2 separate regions of the Homo sapiens genome follow, and region 2 is linked to region 1. Evidence: chromatin contacts called from ENCODE Hi-C or POLR2A ChIA-PET data. All regions are on one chromosome and are shown on one strand. The core of a region is the stretch at or near the end of the contact, and the rest is flanking DNA. Distances in the headings are between cores, read along the strand shown. Region 1 holds the start of LINC02310 (long intergenic non-protein coding RNA 2310). Region 2 has its middle 100 kb from the start of FRMD6.

Region 1 (5,877 bases), core at 3,197-5,696:
TAACGTGAGGTCCAACCCATCTATGCTTTTCTGCTCTCCTGGCATCCAGTGAGATGTTCCCCTGGGGTGTGGAAATCTAGGTTTCCTGGATATGGGAAGGTTTGGAGGGGACACTGCAAGGAAGATCATTGGAGAAGGGTGGAAGGGGCCACTCCAGAGGCCTGAGATCATGGCTAAGGGTGGTCCTGGAAAATGTTCCTCTTATCAATCATGGTAGCTATTACAGGGATGGATATTTGGTGGAAGAAAAAGAAAGCGAGTGAAGAAACTTGTGTTTACCTCTTCTATGTGACTCAGAAGTTGATCCATAATTGACATCTGCGAAAAAGAGAAGCAAAGCACCTCCTCCTTTCAGGACCACCTTGAGAAAAAAAAAAAAGAGGTGTTTTTAGCTTCCTCTTCACCTTTTGTCTTTTGTATATAGTCTAGCCTTTTCATTGTATAGATGAGGAAACTGAGGATCAGGATGGCAAAGTGACTTCTCAAAATTATCTAATCAGTGCAGGGCTGGAGCTAAAATCCAGGGCTCCCAACTCTGCAGACCAGCATTGTTTTTATGACTTTCCCCTCTGTCTTCTACCTAGTCCTCTTTTCTCAGAGCCTCCTCTCCTAGCCCCTCACTATTATCATAACTACAATTTATGGAGTGCTCACTACGTCTTAGGCACTGTACACTTTCCATGTATTTTGTTTAATCCTAGCAGCTTTATAAGGTCGATATTATGATAATCCCCACATCATGGATGAGCCTGTTGAGGTTTAGTAGCTTACCTGGGGTTCCATCACTGGTGGTGATTCATGAATGAGCCTGTCGAGGTTTAGTAGCTTACTTCGGGTTCCATCACTGGTGGTGATTCCAAAGCCCATGGCCCAGCATTCCCACAGAAGACTTGATTTGTTTGTAGTCTCTATTCCTCAAGACTAGGAAAGTTACAGGGCTCATTTTTTTTCCCTACTATCAATAATTCATGTTCAAGTGTAAATAGCCTGTGAATTATTTTGCTAGGGCTGCCATAGCAAGGTACCACAGACTGGGCAGCTTAAATAACATAAATTTATTTTCTAATAATCCTGGAGGCTAGAAGTCTAAGATCAAGGAGTCCCCAGGATTGTTCTCCTCCAAGGCTCCTGTCCTTGCTTTGTGGATGGCTGTCTTCTTCCAGTGTCTTCACACGGTCTTCCCTGTGAACAGGTCTGTGTCTCAATTTCCTCTTATAAGGAGACCCATCATATTGGATTAGGGCCCATCCCAGTGACCTCATTTTAACCTAATTACCTCTATAAAGACCCTGTCTCCAGATACAGTCACATTCGGAGCTACTGGGGGTTAGGACTTCCATGAATTTTAGGGGGACACAATTCAGTCTACAACAGCCTGATATGTTGCCCCTGGCAAGAGTATTTTTATTTTGAAAGAAGTTTCTTAGGTACAAAAACGCATAAGTCCAAAGGAATAACCTACAGTAGGTGTTCCAAACACCAGACTAATGTAGTACGTACTCTGTTAAAGGGAGGTGGGAAGAATACAGGTTTTACCTTTACTTTCTACAATATTGGCCAATTCTGACTCTCAGATCATATGTGTGAATTCTCAGGTCATTTTCAGAGGCTTGGATTATAGGAAGAAAACAAACTGGTGGTGCCTATTCATCAAACCTCCGTTGACACCTCACATTTCTAATAGTCATCCCTTTTGGAAAAATCTGTAATTCTCACGATTTAATGTAATTAACAGCTATTTTCAAATTTCAGAGGTGCCTTGGGTGAATTCCCAGGGTCAATGAATGACACAGCCCCAGAGCCATTTATTGTTAGCTTGGGAGCTATTTGCTTGGCGTGCAAATAATTCCCTGGCTCCTGACTGAAGAGAGGCCAATTTCTCTTTCTCAGGAAGGCCCTCAAGTTCTGTTTATAAATCCTCTTTTGTCATAAAATCCAGACACAGAGAGCCTGCTGTTGCACTCTGGCTACTTCCTGTAGTGAAGTAAAATCAGGGATAGGATGCAGGGACAGTTGATGCAACTGGACGTCTAAGCCCTGCCCACCTAGGACCCCCGGAATCAGGAGTCAATAAGGAAATGAGGAAGAGGCACTGCAGGCTGCAGAGGATGGGACCTCCTGGGATCCTCCTTTCCTGAGGGACATGGGGCTTACACAGGGGCTCTATTGTTCATAAAAAGATGAGGTGCCAGACTCCTGTCCTGAGAAAGAGGAGAAGCCTCTCCCCCTCCCTTGCTTCCTGTACTCTCCCTCTTCTCTAGTCACCTTGGCATTTGAACTTGTTGTTCAGGTCAAGCAAGTTGGTGCAGATGGCAGATTATTTTATCTGACATGTCCAACCTGTGTCAAAAACGTGTCTGTTTGGTCACATAAATGCTGCCTGATGTTGCCCTTCCCCTCATCCCCACCTCCTACTGTTCCCAAAGCCCTGGCTTTATTTTCTCTTGAAGAATAGCTGGATCAAAGTTATTACCTCTGATTTAAACCCATCCATAGGATGGCAAAACACTAAAAATGAAATCCCAACTCTTCTGCTAATTTGCCATGACCTGTGTGAGTAGTCTGACCTCGCTAAGCCTTAATATTCTTCCCTTTGTAAAATCATCTCTGAGTTCCCTTCTGACTCTCTGTGACTCTAATAAGAAAGGAACAAAAAATCTCACTACTGCCCAGCAAGCTGAAGGGCTTGTGAGAGCGAGCCACGCTGTCTTTGACTCTGAGGGGCACTGCTGGGCTGCCTCCTTCCACCTCTTAGGGTGGGTGAGGAGGCAGAGGCACTGCATGCCATGTGCTCCCAGCCTCCCTCCCAGAGAATCCCCTGTGGGACAAGTCTGGGCTTCACCCTGAGTGCTCCTGAAAGCAGGTCAGAGCCTGAGAGTGCAGGCGGGTGCGAGGGAGGGGAGGCTCCACACATTTGTTTTTGATCCTCAGAACACGCCAGATGGACTTAGGATAACTTGGGATCTGTAAGTGAACATTCTTGTCAGGAGGCCAAAAAGGACAGCGCCAGGCCCTTCTGGGCTACATTGTGCCTAAGGGTGATGCTCCCTCTCCCAGGCTCGGAGGCCGAGGGCCTGCTCTTTGTTGCGAGGGGAGGCAGCTGTGGTGCAGAAAGCTACAGTGTTTGTATTTCCTACTTTTGTTTCTAGCTCTTAGGCACCTTGGCTAGCAAAGAATCCATCCAATCTCCCCTTCCTTCTTTCCCTTCCTTCCTGCCTTTTCTCTTTCTCTCTTCCAAAAAGGCATGTATTTTCTCTTTTCAAAGCCATAACAAAAAGGGATTTATTTTCTCTTTTCAAAGCCGTAACAAAAATGTTTATTGTTGTTTCTAAATAAAAGGGTGAAACCACAGTGAAAAAATGTAGTTCCTGCTTCATATAACATCCTTTCTCCAAAATAGTGATCTGTCTCACACTCCAAGACCCAGTAACTTTTGTTAGGTCGTCAACAACTGTTTAATACACATTATTCAGAAAGCCTGGGAAGATAAAGATTTTCATGTTATAGATTTTCCCATATACTTGAGAAATACATTCCACGGCCTAGAAATTTGTTAAGCATGTATGTGCAGTCACAAATGTACTACTAGTTTGTAAATAACACGAATATTTGTTCATGGAGGTGGAAGGGATATTTCACATGATTCATAACCATCTGGTTATAGAGCAGGAAATGAGGTGTTTGGCAAATATTCTGGGTTTTTTTTTTTTGCCAGCGAATTATTTTTTTCCCCAAAGAAGTTAAACATGTGCTCCATGGCCTACGACCTGCAAGAGGTCTTGTACTGTTTATCGTGATAATCTGTGGGCTCCTGGTGCCTGTGCTGCCACGGAGCTGTACAGCCACGGAACGCAGCTGCCTGAAGTTAATGATTCAGGAGTCACCATCTGTGCTGAGTTCTGTCTCTTTGGCACATACCACACAGACACGTCCAGAGGTGAAGGCAGTACTTACACTCACAGATTAACATTCCTGCTCATCGGAACAACTTTCCAAGGAGAAGGCCCAGTTTTCTGAATATTAAAACTTTAGGTGAGTCATTAGAATCTCATGTTTGGGGAGTCTGTAGGCCAAATTAGTCAGCCAGACAGTGTGACAAGCTGGACATGAATATATGTAACTGGACGAGCTACAGGGGCCTTACTAATCAATTAGCCAGAACAACCTCCTTTTTTATATGTGGATCCAATTTTCCAGTTCAGTTTTGCAGAAGGGGCTATTCTGTATCCCTGTGGTTAGGGCTAAATGTTAAGGCACACCATGCGAGGGGCAGGGAGGATTTATCCCTTGCTATAAGTGTTCTTAACTTACCCTGTGTGAATTCTCTCCTAGAAGTGGGTAGGTTGGGGTCCTGGAGACCTGGGCAGGGAAGATCTGTTCCTTGAGTTTGGTCAGTGAGGAGCAGAGAAGGATCTCAGAGGTGGTATCTGATCTGCAAGAGGAGACTGGAACATAGATCCACGCTGCCTGCCTAGTGAGCTGTCATCATAGAAGACTTGGGCAGAGAGGCTGAGTCTATATATATACATCAGGAAGGAAACTGAGGCAGAAAGAGAGCATTCCAAACAGAGGCCAGGACGCATGCCCAGTCTGGAGGGAGTGCTCCTTCACAGGGCACAGCTGCAAGCCCTTTACATAAGGTATTTGTGGCTTCTGCCATAGGTGGAGAAGAAAAGGTTAAGATCAATAAGTTTGCTCAGACACCTTCCCTTTGACACCACACTATGGTAGGCAGGTACATACCTAGAGCTTGAGACAAGAGATGTGAAGTTTTCAGAGATTTGGAAACACTTGCAAAGTATATGTGTGTGTGAGTAGCAAAGATGATTTGTGGGAGAGAAAAACAACTTTTACCTACTAATCTTTTTTGCTTTTCTTCAAAAGTTAGGGGCATAAGTGTGTTGTACTTTGTACCTGCTTTGTTAATAAATTGGTTGTGTTTGATACAAAGGTTGAACACCTGTAATCTCAAACTCCAAAATCTAAAATCCTCCAAAATCTGAATGTTTTGAGCACTGACATCGCGCCACATGTAGAAAATTCCACACCTCACCTCGTGTGATGAGTTGCGGTCAAAACACAGTCAAAAGTTTGTTTCGTGCTTAAGATTATTTAAAATATTGTATAAAATTATCTTTAGGCAATGTTTATAAGGTGTATATGAAACATAAATGAATTTTTTGTTCAGACTTAGGTCCCATCCCTGATATATCTCAAGGTATATAGTCAAATATTCGAAAACCCAAAAGTATCCAAAATCTGAAACACTTCTGGTCCCAAGCATTTCAGATAACGGGTATTCAACTTGAATTTAAAAGTGTGAAGTCCTTGAAAAAAAGTTTAGAAACATAGACAACAATTTTTTTGGTCTCTAGAACCAAAAGGGGGAAATGTCTTAGGAGAAAGTTGTTATACATATTTACTTGGATATACAAAAAAATTATAAAAGTGAAGATTTTCCTCTCAGCATTAGAGCTGGTTAAGTGCATATTTTGAAACTAGTCATTTAATGCTTTGGTCTATTTCCTTGCTTCTGACATAGAGATATTGGTACTTAGGTTTAAATTACAAGGGCCGTTCTGAGAATCACTGCACCTCCCCACCCACGATCCCCTCCCGTGAACACATAGAGGAGGCTGTATTCATTTCGGTGCACATGTTCCCAAGGTAGAAGTCATGGTCTTCAGACAAGGCAAAGCCAATTTTCTTTAGCTCTATTCTTGGTGGTAAAATGCTCTTAGCAACTTACTCAAGAACAATAGCTATGCAATTTTTCAAAGAACTTTCTCTCATCATCTATATAAGAAAAATATGTCATTGTCACAAACAATGTTAATTAAATAGCCAATATTTATAAGCTGAGCAAATTGCATTTTT
Region 2 (6,350 bases), core at 574-3,073, 360 kb after region 1:
AGTCAAGCTACCCTGACTTTCCATCCAACAGTACCTAGCCCGTCCACATTGTTGGGGTTGCTGCCAGCTGAGGACAGCTGGTTCACCTGCTTGGACCTGAAAGACGCTTTCTTTCCTATCAGATCAGCCCCTGAGAGCCAGAAGCTGTTTGCCTTTCAGTGGGAAGATCCGGAGTCAGGTGTCACTACTCAGTACACTTGGACCGGGCTTCCCCAAGAGTTCAAGAACTCCCCCACCACCTTCGGGGAGGCGTTGGCTCGAGACCTCCAGAAGTTTCCCACCGGAGACCTAGGCTGCGCATTGCTCCGCTAGGTTGATGAGCTTTTGCTGGGACACCCCACAGCAGTCGGGTGCGCCAAGGGAAGGGATTGCCCTACGCTGACACCTGGAGGACTGTGGGTATAAGTTGTCCAAGAAAAAAGCTCAGATCTGCCGACAGCAGGTACGTTCCTTGGGGTTTACTATCTGACAGGGGGAACGCAGCCTGGGATCAGAAAGAAAGCAGGTCATTTGCCATCTAGTGGAGCCTAAGAGCAGAAGGCAGGTGAGAGAATTCTTAGGAGCTGTGGGGTTTTGTAGACTGCGGATCCCAAACTTTGCAGTATAAGCCAAGCCTTTGTATGAGGTCACAAAGGGGACGGGGACCGGGAACCTTTTGAATGGGGATCCCAACAACAGCAAGTCTTTCATGAGTTAAAGGAGAAACTTATGTCAGCCCCAGCCCTGGGGCTACCCGATCTGACAAAGCCTTTTTCATCCTATGTGTCAGAGAGAGACATAAGATGGCAGCCGGACTTTGAACCCAAACTGTGGGGCCCTGGCCGAGGCCGGTGGCCTACCTCTCTAAACAATTAGACGGGGTCTCTAAAGGATGGCCCCTGTGTTTGAGGGCCTTGGCAGCAACTGCCCTGCTAGTACAAGAAGCAAATAAGCTGACTCTTGGGCAGAACCTGAACACAAAGGCCCCCCATGCTGTGGTGACTTTAATGAATACTAAAGGACATCATGAGCCCTGTCGAGCATGATTGTGTAGAAGTGTTGGACTCAGTTGACTCTAGCAGACCCGACCTCCGGGACCAGCCTTGGGCATCAGTAGACTGGGAACTATAGGTGGACGGGAGCAGCTTTGTCAACCCCCATGGAGAGAGAGGTGCAGGGTATTCAGTGGTAACCCTGGACACTCAACAACTTGAAGCCAGATCATTGCCCCAGGCCACTTCAGCCCAGTAAGCTGAACTCATTGCTTTAATTCGGGCCTTAGAACTCAGTGAAGGTAAGACTGTCAACACTTACACTGATTCTTGGTATGCCTTTTTAAGCCTTCAAGTGCATGGAGTGTGACAGAAAGAAAAGGGCCTATCGAACTCTGGGGGAAAAGGCAGAAAATATCAACCAGAAATCTTTCATTTATTAGAAGCAGTATGGAAACCCCACAAGGTGGCAGTTATGCATTGCAGAGGACACCAGCGAGCTTCCACCTTGGTGGGCTTGGGGAATTCCCGCGCTGACTCAGAGGCTGGAAAAGCAGCATCTGCCCCTTTCTAGGCATCAGTCACAGCTCCTCTGCTCCCTCAAGCACCTGATCTTGGACCTGCTTATTCTAAAGAAGAAAAGGACTTTCTCCAGGTAGAGGGAAGGACAAGTGATGGAGGAAGGATGGATTCGGTTACCAGATGGGAGAGTAGCTGTGCCACAGCTGCGAGGAGCTGCAGTTGTACTGGCTGTGCAAGAAACCACCCATCTAGGTCAGGAGTCACTGCAAAAAGTTGTTAGGCCAGTATTTCTACATCTCGCCTTTCTCAGCCCTTGCCAAAACGGTGAGGCAGCGTTGTGTCAGCTGCCGACAGCATCATGCGAGGCAAGGTCCAGCCGTTCCGCCCGGCATACAAGCTTATGGAGCAGCCGCCTTTGAAGATCTCCAGGTAGACTTCACAGAGATGCCAGAGTGTGGAGGGAATAAGTATTTACCAGTTCTTGGGCGTACCTACTCTGGGTGGGTGGAGACCTATCCAACAAGAGCTGAGAAAGCTCGTGAAGTAACCCGTGTGCTTCTTCGAGATCTGATTCCTAGATTGGAACTGCCCTTCCGGATCGGCTCAGATAACGGGCCTGCGTTTGTGGCTGACTTGCTACAGAAGACGGCAACGGTATTGGGGATCACACGGAAACTGCATGCCGCCTCCCGGCCTCAGAGTTCCGGAAAGGTGGAGCGGATGAATCGGACTATCAAAAATAGTATTATGGTCTTCCCCGCTGGATATGTAAAACAACACCACGAGGGGTGTCAAACCACCTGCTAAATTTGAGGGAATGTTATCCTCTCCCCGCCTCCCCCTGCCCCGGATATTAGAGACAGTAACACAGGGGTAATGTACACCCACTGCTTTATTGGGAGTAATGTCATCCTCTCCCTTCTTGGATATTAGGAACAATATCACACTGTGCGTGTACGCCTGTCGCGAAATTCAATGGAATGTCATCCTGCGCCTCCCTGGATATGACGAACAATATCACGGGGGATGTACAACTTCTGAGATATTGGGAGTGATATCATCCTCTCCCCTCTGGAAGTTAGGAACAATACCACAGGGGTAGTGTACACCCTCTGGGATGTTGGGACTAATATCATCCTCCCACCCGCTGGATATTAAAAACCGTTTCACTAGGGGCGTGCACTCACACTTCGATATTGGTATTAATACCATCCTCTCCCTCTTTGGATATTCGGTGCCATATTTCAGGTGGGGTATACACCACCTGCAATACTGGAAGTAATATGATTTTCTCCCCCGCCCCGGATATCAGAAACAACATCACAGGGGGTTGTGAACCACCCCTGCGATATTTGGAGCAATTTTATCGTCTCCCCTCACGATTATTAAGAACGATATCGTAGGAGTGGGGGGTGTACACCCCCTTTCATATTTGATATCATCCTCTTCCCCCCTGGATATTAGGAACAACATCAGGAAGGGATGTCCAGACCCTGCGACCTTTGCTGTCATATAATTGTCTCTCCCTTAGATATTAGGAAAAATGTCACTGGGGATGTGAACAGCCCTGCGATATTGAGAGTAGTATCATCCTCTCCCCGCCTTGCATATTGGGAACAACATCACAGGTGGGGTGTACTGCCTCTGCGATATTGGGAGTAAAATTTTCCTCTCTTCCCCTGGACATTAGGAAGGGTATCAGAGGGGGAGGGTGCACATTCCCTGCGATATTCAACGTCACCTTATCCTCTCCCTCCCAGGGTATTCAGAACAATAGGACAGGAGGGGTGTACACCCCCTGTGATATTGAGAGTCATGTCATCCTCTTTCGCTCTGGATATTAGGAACAATATCACAGGGTTGTGTACACCCCCTGCGATATTGGGAGTAATATCATCCTCTCTCCCTGTGGATATTAGGAAGAGTATCACAGGGCTGTGTAAACCCCCTGCGGTACTGGGAGTAATATCATCCTCTCTCCCTCTGAATATAGGAAGATTTTCACAGGGGTGAGTACACCCCCTGCGATATTGGGAGTAATATCATCCTCTCCACCCAGGAAATGACTAACAAGGTCACGGGGGGGGGGTGTACCCCCCCTGCGATATTGGAAGTAATGTCGTCCTCCCCAAACCTGGATGTTAGCAACGAGATCACAGAGGGGGTGCACACACCCTGCGATATTGGAAGTAATATGATCCTCTCCCCACCTGGATACTGGGAAAGATACCACAGCGTGGGTATACGTTTCCTACGCTGCTGGGAGTAATATCATTCTTTTCCTTTCCGGATATTAGGAAGAATATCACAGGGGTGCTGTACAATTACTTCGATATTGGGAGTAATATCATCCTCTATTTTCCTGGATATTGGGCACGAAAACACAAAAGGGTGTACAACCCCTGTGATATTGGGAGTAATAGCATACTCTCCTTCCCTCGATGTTAGAAAACAATATCATCAGGGCTGAACACCCCCCCGCAATAATGGGAGTCATATTTACTCTTTCACAGGCCATTTGGAACAATATCACAGGGGGTGTTTACAAACAGGGGTGGTGTACACCCCCTGGGATATTGGGAGTAACATCATTCTCTCCACCTCCGAATATTAAGAACAATATCCCAGCGGGAGGTGGTACACCCCCAGTGATATTGGGAATAATGTCATCCTCTCCTTCCCTGGATATTCAGAACAATATCGCAGCGGGGTGTACACCTTCTGTGATATTGGAAGCAATATCATCCTCTCCCCCGCTGGATATTAGAAAAAAATATCACTCACGGTGTACACCCACTGTGATATTAGGAAGAATATTACAGGGTGTACACCCACTCTGACTTTAAGAGAAACAGCTCCCTCAGATGTCCCAAACAATATCACCGGGTATACAATGATATTTCCCTAGGATATTACAAATACTATCACAGGGTGCACACCCACTGTGATAACAGGAGTAATACATCCCAAGGATACTACCAAGAATATCACAAGGCTGTACACCCACTATGACATCAGGAGTGATATCTCCCTAGGCTATTATGAATACCATCACAGAATGTACACACACGGTGTGCACCCAAGGTGATATTAGGAGTACTATCAACCCAGGACATAACCAATAAGACCACAGGGAGTACATACATGATGTACACCCACGGTGATGTTATGAGAACTATCTCCCTAGGATAATACGAATAACATCACAGAGTGGACACACATGGTATACACCCACTGTGGCACTAGGACTAATAACTTTCCAAGATATTACCAATAGCATCACAGAATAGAAACACATGGTGTACACCCACTGTAACATTAGGTGTAATTTCTCCCTAGGATATTACGAGTAACATCTCAGTGCGTACACACATGGTGAACACCCACTGTGACATTAAGCGTAATATCCCCCTAGGATATGACCAATAACATCACAGGGTGTCCACCCATGGTGTACACGCTCTGTGAGGTTAGGGATAATAACTCCCTAGGATATGATGAATAATACCACAGGGTTTACAGAAACTGTGATATTAGAGGTAATATCTCCCTAGGATATTATGAGTAATATCACAGGGTGTACACCCACTGTGATACTGGGAGCAATATCCCTGTAGGATAGTACAAATAATATCACAGGGTGTACACCCACTGTGATATTAGGAGAAATATCTCTCTGGGATATTATGAATTATATCACAGAGTGTACACACATGGTGTACATCCACTTTGATATTAGGAGTAATATCTTCCTAGGGCATTACAAATAACATCGCAGAGTGTACACCCACTGTAATATTAGGAATCGTATCTCCCTAGGTGATTACAAATACTATCACAGGGTGTACACCTACTGTGCTATTAGGAGTAATATCTTCCCAGGTTATTACGAATAATTTCACAGTCTGTACACACATGGTGTACACTCACGGTGATATTAGGACTAATATCTACCTAGTAGATAACAAATAACATCGCAGGGTGTACACCCACTTTGGTATTAGCTGTAATATTTTTCTAAGTTGTTACAAATAAGATCACAGGGTGTACAAACATGGTGTACACTGACTGTGATATCAGGAGTCGTATCTCCGTAAGATATTATGAATAATATCACAGGGTGTACACCCACTGTATTATTAGGAGTAATATCTCTGTAGGATATTACAATTAATATCACAGGGTGTACAGCCACTGTGATATTAGGAGCAATATCTTTCTAGGATGTTACAAATAATATCACAGGGTGTAAGCCCGCTCTGCTGTCAGGAGCAATATCTCCCTAGGATATCAAAAATCCTATCACAGGGTGTCCAATCTCTGCCTTCCAGGTTCTAAGGGATTCACCTGCTTCAGCCTCCCGAGTAGCTAGGCTTACCTGCCACCCTCGGCTAATTTTTTTTAAATTTTCACTGGAGACAGGGTTTCACCACGTTGGCCAGGCTGGTCTGGAACTCCTGACCTCAGGTGATCCATCAGCCTCGGCCGCCCAAAGTGCTGGGATTTCAGGTGTGAGCCATGGCGCTCGGCCAAGAGTTATATATTCAATTCATTTGGAAACACAGCTCCCATATTTGAGTGTGCATGTACTTTTGTGAAGAAACGATGTCAGAAAACCTAAGGATGATAATAAATATGAAAAGTCACAGGCAGGTGAAAAGGTGTTCTGATTGAGAACTATAAGGTTCGATTTCGTTTTTAGATAATGCGGTCCTAGCTCTTGTGTCGTCCTTTTACATACTCTACATCAAAGGAATTTGTAGCACGGTGTCAGAATAAAATAGAGTGTATTTCACGGCTTCTTAATTTCTTTCAATTAGACTGAGATCTTTTTCTTAAAGAGAGAAGGACATTTTC

Evidence for each region. Hi-C counts contacts between places; a loop is a spot of excess contacts on that map. ChIA-PET counts read pairs that join two places held with the same protein, here RNA polymerase II (POLR2A).
Region 2: a loop to region 1 is called in a map of GM18951, with 2.9 times the contacts of the local background. The contact joins the enhancer-like site here to the promoter of LINC02310 in region 1. A Hi-C loop is called at or near these places in 1 of 168 maps with a recorded cell type or tissue (GM18951). POLR2A ChIA-PET finds 5 or more read pairs at or near these places in 1 of 52 experiments (OCI-LY7).

Annotation. Positions count from the first base shown.
Region 1 is chr14:51,392,689-51,398,565 of GRCh38, forward strand. It overlaps LINC02310 (long intergenic non-protein coding RNA 2310), which reads right to left and starts at 4,447. Exons shown (of 4, transcript NR_146549.1): 1 at 4,312-4,447; 2 at 772-921; 3 at 280-361. It also overlaps a transcript of FRMD6 not described here. RefSeq lists enhancers at 2,434-2,934, 2,935-3,435, 3,096-4,295.
Region 2 is chr14:51,750,333-51,756,682 of GRCh38, forward strand. No RefSeq gene overlaps it. Among named protein-coding and RNA genes, the nearest start is that of FRMD6, 100 kb to the left of the region's middle. Within about 2 kb of position 1,824, at least 2 of the 41 ENCODE cell types and tissues checked have a DNase peak (open chromatin) inside an H3K27ac peak, as active enhancers do.